Linked DNA regions of Homo sapiens: region 2 is linked to region 1. The links are chromatin loops, found by intact Hi-C in ENCODE. Cell type or tissue: gastrocnemius medialis. All regions are shown on one strand. Region 1 overlaps NTN1 (netrin 1). Region 2 overlaps NTN1 (netrin 1).

Evidence for each region. Peaks named below come from ENCODE experiments on the same cell type or tissue, not always from the same donor. Only the 100,000 strongest peaks of a DNase experiment are listed, where the experiment ranks them.
Region 2: it touches region 1 in a loop (2.7-fold over the local background); 8 of 110 quality-filtered maps call a loop at or near these places.

The regions. Positions count from the first base shown.
Region 1 is chr17:9,112,368-9,120,367 of GRCh38, forward strand. The region is part of intron 2 of NTN1 (netrin 1); the gene reads left to right. Among named protein-coding and RNA genes, the nearest start is that of NTN1, 95 kb to the left of the region's middle. In gastrocnemius medialis, a CTCF peak has its summit at 3,283; DNase peaks (open chromatin) are centred at 3,234 and 3,652; H3K4me3 peaks cover 1,001 bases; H3K27ac peaks cover 514 bases; H3K27me3 peaks cover 481 bases.
Region 2 is chr17:9,161,546-9,169,545 of GRCh38, forward strand. It overlaps NTN1 (netrin 1), which reads left to right. Exons shown (of 7, transcript NM_004822.3): 3 at 1,268-1,456. Among named protein-coding and RNA genes, the nearest start is that of NTN1, 140 kb to the left of the region's middle. In gastrocnemius medialis, no CTCF peak of the experiment used is centred here; no DNase peak of the experiment used is centred here; H3K27ac peaks cover 2,028 bases.

The DNA.
Region 1 (8,000 bases):
CCTTTCATGGTCATTCATGATGGGCACAGAGAGGTGAAAAATTTGAGTTACCTGGTGTGCATGTTCCCAGCGAGATTATTTCAGCTCTCATACTGTAAACAAGTGTCTTTTCGTTGTCTGCTCGGTGCCACGATTTTCACATTTTGATGCTTCTTTTTTGGTGATTTTGCTGTTTAAAATGCACCCCACCCCTCATGCCTGTAATCCCAGCACTTTGGGAGGCCGAGGCAGGCGGATCACGAGGTCAGGAGATCGAGACCATCCTGGCTAACATGGTGAAACCCCGTCTTTACTAAAAATACAAAAAATTAGCCGGGCGTGGTGGCAGGCGCCTGTAGTCCCAGCTACTCGGGAGGCTGAGGCAGGAGAATGGTGTGAACGCTGCGGGGTGGAGCCTGCAGTGAGCCGAGATCGCGCCACTGCACTCCAGCCTGGGTGACAGCGAGACTCCGTCTCAAAAAAAAAAAAAAAAAAATGCACCCCACCCCCTTCCACAGTACTAAAGTGCTGTCTAGCATCCCCAAGCTCAAGAAGACTGTGATTTGCTTTATGGAGAAAATGTGTTAGATACGATTCGTTCAGGTAAGAAGTTGTATTGCTTTTGGCTGTAAGTTCAGTGCTGGTGAATCAATGATACGTTTTGTATACAGAATTTTTTTTATTTTTATTTTTTTGAGACAGAGTCTCACTCTGTCGCCCAGGCTGGAGTGTAGTGGCACAATCTTGGTTCACTGCAACCTCTGCCTCTCAGGTTCAAGTGATTCTCCTGCCTCAGCCTCCCGAGTAGCTGGGATTACAGGTGCCCGCCACCACGCCTGGCTAATTTTTGTATTTTTAATAGAGATGGGGTTTCACTATCTTGGCCAGGCTGGTCTTGAACTCCTGACCTCGTGATCCACCCACCTCAGCCTCCCAAAATGCTGGGATTACAGGCATGAGCCACCGCACTGGGCCTGTATACGGTATTTTTAAAGCAGAAATACATATAAAAAAAGGGTACATACTGACCAGTTTGCGAAAATGTTGTGACTAAAGGCTCACAGGAACTTAACCCTGTATTTTCCCTGGGAGCAATGGTTCATTATTTGCTGACTATTCATGGCAGCTTGATAGAATGTGAATACCACAGCTAATGAGCATCAACTGTATCTGAAGGAGCCCGCTTCTGAAAATGATTATACAGCAAGCTCCGGGAGAACATGTCAGGAGATTGGCACCCTCTTATTGCAGGAAGACACTTTCTTTGTGCAATCCAAGCAGACTTTGCTCAGGAGAGGACAGTCCGAGACTAGAAGGCAGCAGAATGAGATGGAAATAGAGATGTCATATAGGGAGAGAGTATAGGAAAAAGCCAACTGCAGAATCAAAATCCATATGGTACAGAGTAAGAGGCAGATTTTGTTCAAGGATGTTCACTGCAATGTTGTTTATAACAGCAAAAAAAGATGTCCAACGATGGGAGATGAGCTAAATAAACTCTAATGTAGACATAAAATTAAATATATATGATTCAGGCCAGGCGCGGTGGCTCACGCCTGTAATCCCAGCATTTTGGGAGGCCGAGGTGGGCGGATCACTTGAGGTCAGGAGTTTGAGACCAGCCTGGCCAACATAGTGAAACCCATCTCTACTGAAAATACAAAAATTAGCCGGGCATGGTGGTGTGTGCCTGTAATCCCAGCTACTCGGGAGGCTGAGGCAGGAGAATTGCTTGAACCTGGGAGGCGGAGGTTGCAGTGAGCTGAGATCACGCCACTGCACTCTAGCCTGGGTGCCAAAAAAAAAGAAAAAAAAAAAAAATATATATATATATATATATGATTCAGCTATTCAGATATTGTGTATTATTTATTGACTTAAAAGGAGTAAGGGAAAAAAAAGGAAGATTCAAGTGTAAGTATGACGGGTCTGATACTTTTAAAAAATGTGCATATGCTTACTTAGAAAAAGCTTTGCATGATTCTATTAACATATTTAGGGTGTATAAGGTATATAAAAGTTACTTTTAATTACAAAATGCATCTATTTCTGTAGTGTTTGAATTTTTTGCAAAAAAATATATTGATGTTTTACTTGAGTTAAAAAAAAAAAAGATAAACATGGAGGCCGGGCACTGTGGCTCACACCTGTAATCCCACACTTTGGGAGGCCGAGGCAGGCAGATCTCCTGAGGTCAGGAGTTCGAGACCAGCCTGGCCAACATAGTGAAACCCTGTCTCTACTAAAAATACAAACATTAGCTGGGTGTGGTGGCGGGTGCCTGTAATCCCAGCTACTTGGGAGGCTAAGGCACGGAGAATCGCTTGAACCCGGGAAGAGGAGGTTGCAGCGAGCCGAGATTGTGCCGCTGCACTCCAGCCTAGGCAACAGAGCGAGACTGTGTCTCAAAAAAATAATAACCATAAATAAATAAATAAAAGTGGGATGAAAGATGTTACCAGTATAAACTGTTGGGCAGCACTTCTTCCTCTTTTCTCTCATAGCTCCTGGTTTCTACTGACCTGCAGAGTTTATGAAACTGCTGTTCCCATCTGTCTGTTCATGTCTGTCTTTGGATTGTGAACCACCCAAGGGCAGTCTGTATTTCTAGAACCTGACATGGTGGGAGGCTTCTGTGAGAGAAGATGCTACCTGCATTTTTCTTGGGTGGATGAGTGGTAGGCTTGGAAGATGGGGCAGGATGCTGGGGCGCCAGGCCGGGGGTGCAGTAGAAAATTCTGCTCTGTGCAAACTCCTGTTCGTCAGTTCTGTGACAGCTCCCCTCTCCTTCTGCCTCAGCTCCTTGAGAGAAAGGACTGTGTAAGTGGGTGAATGAAAAACTAATGAACTTGAGCTCATTCATTTGGGTGGGCCAGACAGCACCTTAATACCGATTCAGTAAGTTCAAGCCTTTGAGAGAGACTTTTGAGTTCAAGGATGTTCAACTCTTTGGGGTGAGCAAATAGGCAATGGAGGTGGTTTTGAGGTGTTCACCAAAGACCCACAATGCTGGCGTCAGCCTTGCATGTGTTCCCCAGGGTCTCCCGGGGGTCTCCTGCTCACCAGTTAAAGGCTTTCCTTCTCAGAGCTCATTGTCGGGAAGAGAAAGCCGGGCTCCTGGCTGGACCAGTGTCCTCATCCACGTGACGTTCCTGGAGCTGGACAGATCCCGGCTGAAATCTGGAGAGGGATTTGATAAATGCTCTAAACCCTCCCACTGTGTGCACTGGAGTTAATTTAAAAACCAGCTTCACAAACACACTCAGAGGCCTCAGAAGGAAAGCAGAGGGCAGGCAAGAGCCGAGGTCTGTGCCCTGACTCATCCTTCCCCCCCGGGGCGGGGACAAACGGCTCTGACATTTCCCGGGGCCGCAGCCCCCAGAGACAAACGAACGGATGGGCCGTGGCGGAGTCTCTGGAGGCGCCGGGGCAGCCTTGGATGGGGCTTGCTGGTCTTGGCCGGCCGTGCGCGGTGGAGGAGGGCTGGCGAGGCGGCAGCAGCCGTGTACTCGCCGTCTCCGAGGCCGTGGAGGAAGGGATTTCGTGTTTCTCCCTCTATGAACAGTCGGAGAATTTTCCTCCCATAAACAAAACAAACATGAGCCGAAGGGGCGGAGGCCCCAGGGGCAGGCTGGGTGGCCCTTTCTTTCAACCTCTCTGCATTTGTTTCTCCGGGGGCAGATTGTGGCAGCTTCTTAGAGCCCCAGAAAGCCGCCTGTGGGTGTCGTCATCTTGCTTGGTTAACCGAACACATTGCCTCTTGGTCCTAGCCAGGGCTCTGCTGTTCCTGGAGGAGCGGCTGTGGGCCAGCTAGACCCTTGTCCACAGAGGCGAGTGGCTCTGCAGAACATTCCACGGGGGTGGCAGAACAGGTGCCTCTTGGCATGGGCAGGCGGCATGGTGGGGTAGGCAGAGCCCCCGGGAGGGTCAGGAAGCAGCCACAGAGTTTTGAGCCACCCACCCACCCACCCACCAGCTTGCTGTGTGGCCTTCACCACGTCTTTCTCATCCCTGGGCCTTAGCCTCCCCATCTTTTGCTCCAGAAGTCGAGCTGGGTGATTTCTAGAGTCTCTACTCGCTGTTTGTTTTTGTGACCCGGGGAGGGGCAGCTGCGATGGTGGAGGGCACCCTTCTGAGGCCCCCTCCTCTCCCTGCCCTCTTTCTCTCCCCACATCTCTCTGATTTCCCCTTATTTCACTGACAAAGCTTAAAATCCCAGGGCTTTCTGTAGATAGTGGGGCTGCGGAAGACGGTGCCTGCCTCGGCTTGAAAACCAGGCCCAGAAAACACTGCCATCCATCACGTTCTCATTGTCACCTAGGAAGGCCCCAGAAGGTCAGCTTCCAATTGCCTCTCAGTACAGAGCGCGTTTGTGTTGCTTGGGGACTGACTGTCCTTTCACAGAACTTGTGGGAAAATACCTCTTCTCTTCTCCAGAAAAGGTGATGAGAAAGGTATTATTTAGAAGGTAGACAGGAAGGAGAAAGGTGGAGGCATATTCCACTCTATGAAAGGACGAGTATGGGATTGAAATATTTGTAAGCATGGGGCACATCCTATTAACAGTTGATGTCGGATATCTTGTCTGCTTTCAGGAAGGATTTGTGGCCGAGGTACAAGGGGTGGCTTTTGATATGAAAATGTGCATTGTGGCTCCCTGAATGAGGGGGGTGGGAGAGGGCTGGGATGGCCCCACTGGGCGGGGAGAGGAGCCTCTGGGAGCGACACCCGGGGAAGCTGTGAGGCGTGAAAGGGTGCTTTTAGGAAAGTCTGGATCAGACATGATGTTATAGGAAAAAATGCAGCGTCTAAGGAAACAGCGCGTGAATAGAGAGAAAGCCGAGAGACAGGGCAGGGAGGCAGAGAGGACATAAAGCAGATTGGCATTGGCAGCCAGGGGAAGGAGCTGCCTGGTGGCAGGGGCCACAGACTGGAGGGAGGATGGCAGAGGACACTCTGCTTCCCAGGGAAGGGCCCGGCCTGGGGCGGAAACTTGCAGAATGGCTGATGACACCAGTAGTTGGGCTTGCGCTCCTCAGAAGCATGAGGACAGGTGGTTCACAGTGTCACTGGCCCTGGGTCTGCACCTGGACCAAGTAAAGCATTACCTCAAGAAGCTTTCATGTGGGCCGGGTGCGGTGGCTCACGCAGTAGTTTGGGAGGCCGAGGAGGGTGGATCACAAGGTCAGGAGTTCGAGACCAGCCTGGTCAATATGGTGAAACCCCGTCTCTACTAAAAATACGAAAATTAGCCAGGTGTGGTGGTGCACACCTGTAGTCCCAGCTACTTGGGAGGCTGAGGCAGGAGAATCACTTGAACTCGGGAGGCGGAGGTTGCAGTGAGGTGAGATTGTGCCATTGCACTCCAGCCTGGGAGACAGGGCAAGACTCCATCTCAAAAAACAAACAAACAAACAAAAAAACCAAAAAAAAAAAAAAAACAAGCTTCCATGTGCACGGCGTGTCATCCCCTGCCTCCACCACCCAACTGGTGGGTGGAGGACAGATTCCACAGTAGGAAAAAGAGTCTCTGCCTGTTGGAAAGGGCTGAGAGGTACCATCTGCCACCTTTTTGTCCCCCTCATGTTGGAAGTGAAAAGGGACAGGTGCCCTATCTCAGGGCTGCAAGCAATTTCTAGAAACGCTCAAGAGCGTAGCTCATGGGGCCATGCCACGTGGCCTCAAATCCAGGCTCTCCCATTTTCCAGGTATGTGTGACCTTGGGCATGCTACTGACTCCCTCTGTGCCTCAGTTTCGTCACCTGTAAAAGGGGTATAATGTCAGTGTCTACCTCCAAGCAATGTGAGGATTAAGTGTGTGTGTTTTTAACAGCTTTATTGAGATATAATCCACATGCCTCATAATTCCCCCATTTAAAATATACAGTTCAGGCCGGGCGCGGTGGCTCACGCCTGTAATCCCAGCACTCTGTGAGGCCGAGGTGGGTGGATCAACTGAGGTCAGGAGTTCAAGACCAGCCTGGCCATGGTAAAACCCTGTCTCTACTAAAAATACAAAAAATTAACCGGGCGTGGTGGTGCGCACCTGTAGTCCCAGCTATCCGGGAGGCTGAGGCAGGAGAATCACTTGAACCCAGGAGTTTGCAGTGAGCTGAGATGGCGCCATTGCACTCCAGCCTGGACAACAAGGGCAAAACTCTGTCTAAAAAACAAAAACAGAAACAAAAACCGGTTCAGTGGTTTTCAGTATATTCAGAGTTGTACAACCATCACCATAATAGATTTTAGGACCCCAAAATAAAACCCATACCCATCAGCACTCAGTCCCCATTTCCTCCCACCCACCCCCTTTCCAGTGCTGAACAACCACCGCTCTACTTTCGGTCTGCCTGGATTTGCCTATTTTAGGCATTTCATAGAAATGAAATCATATAATATGTGACCTTTTATGTGTGGCTTCTTTCCCGTGACATAATACTCTCTAGGTCTATCCAGTCTCAAGGTTGTAGCATGTATCAGTACTTTATTCCTTTTCATTGCTGAGTAATATTCCATTGTAGAGATATATTGCATTTTGTGTATTCATTCACTGGATAAGGGACATTTTAGTTGTTTCCATTTCTTTGCCATTGAGAATAATACTTGCTATGAGTATTTGTGTGTGGACATGTGTTTTCATTTCTCTTGGGTATATGCCTAGAAGTGGAATAGCCAGGTCCTACATAACTTTGTTTAACTTTCTGAGGAACTGCTGGACTGTTTTTCAAAGTGGCTGTAACCATCTTATGTTCCCACCAGCAATGTATGCGGGTTCTGGTTTCTCCACATCCTTGCCAACACTTGTTATTATTTGTCTTTTTAAAAATGTATTATTTATTTATTTATTTATTTATTTTTCAGACAAAGCCTCACTCTTGTTCCTCAGGCTGGAGTGCAATGGTGCGATCTCGGCTCACTGCAACCTCTGCCTCCCGGGTTCAAGCAATTCTCCTGCCTCAGCCTCCTGAGTAGCTGGGATTACAGGCACACACCACCACTCCCAGCTAATTTTTGTATTTTAAGTAGAGACAGAGTTTCACCATGTTGGCCAGGCTGGTCTTGAACTCCTGACCTCAGGTGATCCACCTGCCTCGGCCTCCCAAAGTGCTGGGATTACAGGCGTGAGCCACCGTGCCTGGCTTATTTATTTATTTATTTATTTATTTATTTATTAGAAACAAGGTCTCTGTCACCCAGACTGGAGTGCAGTGGTGCAGTCATGGCTCACTGCAGCCTCAAACTCCTGGGCGTAAATGATCCTCCTGCTTCAGCCTCTCAAGTAGTTCAGACTATAAGCATGCTACACCACACCTGGCTAGGTTTTAAATTTTTTTGTAGAGACAGTCTCACTATATTGCCCAGGCTGGTCTCGAACTCCTGGCCTCAAGCAATCTTTCTGCTCTGGTCTCCTAAAGTATTGGGATTAAAGGCATGAGCCGCTGTGCCTGGCCTGGCCTTTTTTTATTTTAGCCGTCCTACTGAGTGTGATGTGGTGCTCATTGTGGTTTTGGTTTGCATTTCCCTGATGGCTAATGATGTTGAGCATCTTTTCACAGGCTTCCTGGCTATTTGTATACGTTCTTTTGAGATGTAACTATACAGATGTTTTGCCCAGTTTTAATTGACAAGTTAGTTCTTAGAAGTGCTTATCTGGCCGGGCGTGGTGGCTCACACCTGTAATCCCAGCACTTTGGGAGACCGAGGCGGGTGGATCACGAGGTCAGGAGTTCGAGACCATCCTAGCTAACATGGTGAAACCCCATCTCTATTAAAAATATTTTTAAAAAAATTAGCTGGGCATGGTGGCGGGCGCCTGTAGTCCCAGTTACTCAGGAGGCTAAGGCAGGAGAATGGCATGAACCCGGGAGGCAGAGCTTGCAGTGAGCCGAGATCATGCCACTGCACTCCAGCCTGGGTGACAGAGCGAGACTCCGTCTCAAAAAAAAAAAAAAAAAAGTGCCTGGAAGGAGTGCCTTGCCCATGGGAAATGCTGTGCAACTTACTATTAGGGAGAGTACCCA
Region 2 (8,000 bases), 49 kb after region 1:
GAGGTGGGAAGGTCACAAGGTCAGGAGTTCAAGACCAGCCTGACCAACATGGTGAAACCCCATCTCTACTAAAAAGACAAAAATTAGCCTGGCGTGGTGGTGTGCACCTGTAATCCCAGCTACTTAGGAGGGTGAGGCAAGAGAATCGCTTGAACCCGGGAGGCGGAGGTTGCAGTGAGCCGAGATCAGGCCACTGCACTCCAGCCTGGGCGACAGAGAAAGACTCCCGTCTCAAAAACAACAAACAAACAAAAAGAAATTGTGCTTCTGCTGATCATGCTGAGGGGAGCCTGTGGGACTCAGCTCAAGCCACAGGGAACCTGAGGGCAGGATGGTAAGGAGTGAATGATGTCGGGCAGGTGACTCTGGGTTCAAGTGGAGACCCCAGACCTGAAGCTGGAAATACTGATTTGGGAGTTGGGAGCACAGAGATGATGAGTGGTGAAGGAGACAGATGGGGAGGGTGTGGAGGTGGGCAGGGAAAGGGAGCTGAGTCCTGAGCAATGCTCATGGGGAGGGAACAGGTGGAGCAGAGCCATAGCTGACAATGTGGGGGTCCTCTCCCCAGAGCAGGGCTGGGCAGCCTCCGGAAGCTGGACAGGTTGAGGTGGGAAGAACGATGGTGTGCAGGCCCCAGAGTCCTCGGTGGACGAGGGGGAGGGGGAGAAGGGGAGGCCAGGCTGGCAGCAGGGGCCTCAGTAGTTTGCTCAGCTGCTACAACAAAGTGCCACGGGCTGGGGGCTGAAACGCTAGACGTTTACTTCTCACAGTTCTGCAGCCTGGAAGTCCAAGATCAAGGTGTTGGCAGGGTTGGTTGCTCTGGAGGCCCTTCTGCGTGGCTTGCAGATGGCCGCCCTCTGGCAACGTCCTCACGGGATCTCTCCTCCGTGCACATGCGTCCCTGCGTCTCTCTGTGTCCTCATCTCCTCTTCCTACAACGACACAGTCATACTGGCATAGGGCCCACTCTGAGGGCCTTGTTTTAAGACTCTGTCTCCAAATATGGTCACATTCTGAGGTACTGGGGGTCACGGCTTCAACATAAGAATTTTGGGAGAACCTTAGCCATGTATTGTTACGTGCCCAATAAATGCTTACGGGTACAAACAGGAGGAGCCGAGGAGGAGCTCCTGGAGCACAAGTCTGCCTGCCTGGCTCTGCTAGTGGAGAAGGGAGGAGTTGAGGGGTGGGGTTTCTTTTGACGCTCTTGGGTGCCTGTCCTCCCCGCGCCCCTGCGGCTGACACCTCTCTCTGTCTCCCCCTGCAGCCTGTAACTGCAACCTGCATGCCCGGCGCTGCCGCTTCAACATGGAGCTCTACAAGCTTTCGGGGCGCAAGAGCGGAGGTGTCTGCCTCAACTGTCGCCACAACACCGCCGGCCGCCACTGCCATTACTGCAAGGAGGGCTACTACCGCGACATGGGCAAGCCCATCACCCACCGGAAGGCCTGCAAAGGTGGGCTACACGTGGCGGGGCGGGGGGCTGGGGAGACCCGGGGAACATCAGTCCTCCCGCTCCCTCCTCGCTTCCTTTTCTATTTTCTTCCAGTCTGTACAAATTGGCGTTGTCTGAGGTCATCTCTCTCTCTTTCTCTCTCTGTGACACACACACACACACACACACACACACACACACACACGCCTCCCTGGTATTTGGAGGTGTAAGCCAAAACAAAGGGGTGATGGAGACATGGCTCAAAGGAGAAGAAAGGAGAAGGTGGGATCCCCTACAAGGGTGCAGGGCTGCGGCCGCCAACACCTCTCCCTCCCCTCCCCCTCCTGGGCTTCTCCTCTGCACAGGTGTGCTGCATACCAGAGGGCTGCGAGTCATGTTCGCCAGGCTTACCGTTGGGACAAAGGACTCTCTTTCACCAAATGCACGCAGACTCACTTCTTTGGATATGTGCGCACCGCCCCTCACTCCCCCCCGAAACACACACACACACACACACACACACACACACACACACACACACGTACAGTCACAGCGGAGTCGGCAGTTTCAGGGGCAGGGTCTCAGAAGGAACATTTAATCCATCTGCAAATAGCTTTACTTCTCAGGACAAAAAAAAAAATTAAAAGGAGACGGGAGACTATTTTCGTCCACTGAAGCAAGCACTAATGTTTTAACTTTCTGCTGTTTGTTTTTCTCGTACCAACAAAAATGAAGCAATGGTCAGATGATTCAGAGAAGTTGATGAAATGCCAGAGAATTCAGTGATGCTGGAGGGTGAGAAGCGGGGCCCCCCCCACCCCACAAAATCTTTTGGGAATTCCAGGAACCAGGGCTTTCCTGCTGCAAAACTTGTGGCCTAAGGTCAGGGCCTGCCATGAACATGGCTTCCCAAGAAGATATTTACCTCTGAGGGCTCATGGGCAACACCTCGGCATGGGTGGGGTCCTGACCTGGACTTGTGTAGACCCGAACACACCAGGGTCCCAAGCCACGGCAGACAGGCCCAGGTGGCGTCCTGCAGGAGAGAAACCCTTCTGTGGCCACTGCTCAGCGTGTGGATGAAGCAAAAGTATCATCTTCTTAACAGGAAGTCCACCAGATGTTGGGCACTTGTGTGCAGGACTGACTGCATAATTTGCAGGGCCCAGTGCAAAATGAAAATAGGGGGCTTCCAGCACTTTGGGAGGCCAAGACGGGCGGATCACCCTAGGTCAGGACTTCAAGACCAGCCTGCCTAACATGGTGAAACCCCATCTCCACTAAAAATAGCAAAATTAACTGGGTGTGGTGGCGGTTGCCTGTAATCCCAGCTACTTGGGAGGCTGAGGCAGGAGAATAGCTTGAGCCTGGGAGGCGGAGGTTGCAGTGAGCCAAGATCGCGCCACCGCACTCCAGCCTGGGTGACAGAGCGAAACACTGTCTCGAAAAAAAAAAAAGAAAGAACATCTTGGGGGAAAAAAAAAAGAAAGTAACAAAGTAGGGGGCTTCTTATTCCAGAGATATTAAGAATTTTGAAACAAGGACAGCAGAGTTTCAACCAAGCTGGTGCCCTTCTGAGCACGGGGCCCATGAATCCAACCCAGCCCTGCTTATGTGGAACACTTTTCTCAAAATAAACAGGTTCCCAATCTGTCTCTTCCAGGAGAAATCCCTTTGATTCCAAATGCACAGGCATAAGTAGAATGGCTCCCTCGGTCAAGCAAGGTGTCCTTCTGTGTCTGCGGACTTACGGCTGCCTCTGGTGGTTGCCAAGAGAAACATGAACAGAAAGGTAGCTGGGCTGTTTCCACATTTTTTAAAAAATCACGGTTTCAGGTGAGAATCCCCCAGAAGACTGAGCAGAGAATGAATGGGAAGGTGGCCCAGGCAAAGGGACCCGAGAAACATCTGCAATGCCAGAAAGGTGTGACCAGGACAAGCCCCGGGAGAGATGGCTTTGGGCTTCCAGAGAACATAGTTGGAAGGTATCCAGCTCCTTTGCCTGTGCCCAGAGTGTTTGTTGTCTCTCTTTTACAGAAGAAATGGAGGCCAGGGGTCTTGTAAACAGCTGGCTTGCACATAGATTTCTTGGGAGTTCAGCCAAGAAATTTTACCCAACAGCGGCCACTCAGGTGGGCAGTCCTGTGCCTGAGAGTGAGAAGGTCTGGGTGAGAAAGGGCACTGGTCACTTCCTGTCATGCCAGTTTCTGCTGTCCAATTAGAAATGTATGTTTCCCAGAGAGGCAAGAAGGGGCAGGGCCCTGGTCACCTCCACCTACACCCTGTTGCTGTGGACAGGGACAAGAGCCATTTGCAGCCTCTCACCACTCAGAGTGAGAGACGTCAGGAAGCCACAGGGTCCCGGGAACCCGCAGGCCATTCTCCAGGGGTCTGCCACTCTGGCTGAATGGCATGATATTGCCCACCTTCCTTTACTGGTTTGTAGGAGGGCCAGATGCAAATAAATGAGGATGTGTTCTTGTTTTACGAGTTACAACATTGTGGCCAGCCTAGGTGGCTGTGTTTTCCTTCCCAGCCATGGACAGCAGCTGCCCCGGCCTTGGTGGGAACCCTGGGAGAATAACTCACAGGACGGGAAAACCTAAGGATGGATTCTACTCAGAAAGACACAGGCAAATTCTACTGAAGAAATGTGGCAGGAAAGGGTGGGACTCTTAGTGCCTGTTGACTGGGGAGGAATGACAGTGTTTCAAGGAAACTGCCATCAGATTGGTGAAGAAAGACAGTGCTTCAAGGAACTTGTCACCTGATTGGTGACAGAAGACTACACTTAAAAATATTTGCCACCTGATTGGTGAGGAAAGACAGGGCTTTGAGGTTTCTGCTTTCTGATTGGTGAGAAAAAGCATTGCCCAGAGATCTCTGCTTCATGATTGGCAAGAAAATATCTACTCTCTGATTGGTGAGCAAAAATTTGACCCAAGAAGTCCAGCCATCTGATTGGTGAAGAAAGACATCTCTGGAAAGTCCAGATCTTTCCCCTCAGCTCTTTCCTTTCCTGGTATCATGCTCTTATGGGATATAGGACACTTCCCACCAAAAAGAGACCCTGAGATCTTGGTAGGAACCATCGTTAGGAGAAGTTCAGATGCTGGCGGGATGTGTACCCTTGAGATCTTCAAACAGGGGTCTCCTGGTCAACCCCCTTCCACCACCACCACCACCACCACCACCACCACCACCACCACCACCACCACCACCACCACCAGCACCTCCTGCCTTGTATTCCCAGGGCCAGATGGTTCAAGGAAATGGTTCCTTGCGAGGTTTGATATTTGACAGTTTGCTCTCAGAGGCTTCTGAAATTTTGTAGATGTGGTGCTGCCCCCAGGCTCTGGCTTTTTTTTTTTTTTTTTTTGAGATGGAGTCTCACTCTGTTGTCCAGGCTGGAGTGCAGTGGTGCAATCTCGGCTCACTGCAACCTCTGCCTCCCAGGTTCAAGCGATTCTCCTGCCTCAGCCTCCAGAGTAGCTGGGATTATAGGTGCAAGCCACCACAACCAGCTAATTTTTGTATTTTTAGTAGATATGGGGTTTCATCATGTTGGCCAGGCTGGTCTCGAACTCCTGACTTCAGGTGATCTGTCCACCTCAGCCTCCCAAAGTGCTGGGATTACAGGTATGAGCCACCGTGCTTGGCCAGTTAGGCCCCATCTTTTGAGAATGACTTCTGGAAGCCCTATCATAGGCCTTCAGGTGAGAGCTGCACTTCTTTGCTTTGTTTCAGATGAATTTCACAGGGGAACAGGGACAAAGGGCAGGGGTTCTTGACTCCCAAATTGGCTTGGGAACGGCCTCTGGGGCCTCTTTACCCCAGACTTTACAGGGCCTGGGCAGGGGGCCGAGGCCACCCATATGCTGCTGGTGATTGGCTGACTCTGGACCTTGTCCAGTGTAGAGGAGGGGTGGACCCAGACAAGAACAGCCTGGAGTAAGGGCATCAGATTCCAAACATTACTATGTAGTTGCCCCATTTGGGAAGTTTCGTAGCAACAAATTTGTTGGGTTCTTTCTCCCCTCCCCTGGTTTAGAAGCAAACCAGAGCTGGCAGGGTTGGTGCGTACAAAGGACTGTAATAAACATACCCGGGGAACAGGCGGCTGCACTCTCCAGCTATTCAGTGCGATTTCACAGCACTGGGACGGCCTCGTTATGGTGCAAGCTGTTGTCCTATACAAAGGCAGATGAGATAAATTTCTCCCTTTTCTCCGCTGAATGGTCTGTGAATGATACTCGTCTTGGAGTCTGTCAAAAGACAGGAGGTTTTGTTTACCATTTGTCTTCTTTGTGGACTTTGGGGGCTCTTTCTCTTTAGAGCGGGCAAAGACGACCAAAGACGACGTTGCTATTTAACCATTTCGGCCCTGCCCCCATTGATAACAATATTAATTTATCATTTTCCCAAACCATCTGTGATGGATAAAGACATTCCAGGAGTCTCCCGTGAACCGAATTGTGATGAGAATTAAGAAATTAACCACTGCATCCAGCATCCCCATACAAAGGGCTTGCATTTCCATCTCACTGAGCTGCCTGTTTCCTTCTCTCATTGTCTTTCCCCCTTTCAAGCCCACAGTTCGTGTGGTTGAATGAAGGCTAGGAAGGTGCTTGAGTCCCAAGCAAGAAGATGCAATAATTAGCCAGGGCAAAAGCATGCAATCGTCCTCACATCTTTGCTAGGACGTTCTTGCTACTTCCGTCCACCCCTTATTTCTTTCAGCAGCTCAGCCAAGAGTTGCTGGATGGGGAGGAAATGAACACCACAGTCTTGCCCCCTCTGTTTCCTTGGGTCACTGTGTGCAGGGGACTCCCCATGACTTTCTCATTCGTGATTCTCCACCTTCACTGTATGGCGTCATCAGCATTATTTGTCTGTAACTTATGCTGTGAGTCTCACCCTTGGCTGCACATTGGAACCACTTGGGGAGATTTGAAAATACTGCCGCCTGGATCCCACCCCCAGAAATTCTGGTTTAATTAATGGGTCCAGATGCGATCTGGGCATTTGGAATTGGAAAAGCTCCCCTGGAGATTCTAATGTGTAACCAACACTGAGAACCACAGAGAATAAGAAATGAGGATGGTGAGTTGCTCTTGGTGGCATTAAGGGAAGACTTGTAGGCAGCCTAGACCCCAGGTTTATTGTTTTGAGGAGATAGATTGATCATCAATGAATTTAAATGTTTTTTATGATTATCTTGATGATAACTGGGAGGTTGGGCATTTAAATTTTTTAAATTTAAAAATCCTGGCCGGGCACGGTGGCTCATGCCTGTAATCCCAACACTTTGGGAGGCCACGGCGGGCGGATTACCTGAGGTCAGGAGTTTGAGACTAGCCTGACCAACATGGAGAAACCCTGTCTCTACTAAAAATACAAAATTAGCCGGGCGCAGTGGCGCATGCCTGTAATCCCAGCTACTTGGGAGGCTGAGGCAGGAGAATTGCTTGAACCCAGGAGGCAGAGGTTGCAGTGAGCCGAGATTGCGCCATTGCACTCCAGCCTGGGCAACGAGAGTGAAACGCCGTCTCAAAAAAAAAAAAAAATCTTACTGGGCAAGGCTGGGAGCTTAGCTAGTGTAGCCTGATTAAGGCACAAGATCAGACAGTCATCAGTGCCAGATAGATAGTGCTTGCACGTGTGTGTGTGAATATGTGTGTTTAGATCTGATCATTTGTGGATTTATTCACAGCAAAGCAAAGTTCCTGGGCCCCCACCCTTCTTGGTCTTCCTGACTCTAAGGCATTGTCCACCCACCCTATAAAAGCCTCGGGCACCCTTTGAATATGTGGGTCCCCTGTCACATTTCCATTACCTGTATTTATACTTTCATGTTTTTTTGTGGGGGGTGCAGGGAAAAGGGTTGGTCATCTGAGGCAGGAAGGTACTTAGTGGCTGGAGCGGCTCCAGCTTTGAGGACAGAGACCCCAAGGCAAGGAGTGGGCTTCATTATGGCCAGGTAAGGTTAGTACCTACTGGGAGAAACTGACACCTTAGATACTGCATTTGGGAGAGAGAATTCCCAGTGGAAGAGTTTCACTCCAACTGTGATCTGTGTGGATGCATCTTTTCCCTTGGGAGACATGAGCATCACAAACCTTACCTACGTATTTGGCTCCATGTTCAGTCTACAGGGTATCAGATAAGTCTGGTGACCTCTCTAGACCTCAGTCTCCTCATCTGTGGGATTATGGTCAGGCTGCTGGCCTCTGAATCCCTTCCAGCTTTGACATTCCACATTCCACATGCTTCTTAAGTAGTCAACCTCTTAGGAGAACTTGATACAATAGGACAATTCTTTGTAGCAGTGAAGTTTGTGATCTGGTGACTCAGAAAAGCTGGTAGAGCCAGGAAATTAGGTGGAGGTGGTTTGACTGCAGTCTTTACAGATGAAAAGAGTCCCTGATCTTGTGACTCGACCCATGTGGCGCACTGTGCCAAACGGGGTCTCCCTGGCCCAGCTGTGCTCATTCCCTGGACACCCTTGGCCCATCCATGTTTTCACCTCCCTGGATGTGAGTTCTCTGATCTCTCAGGACCACTC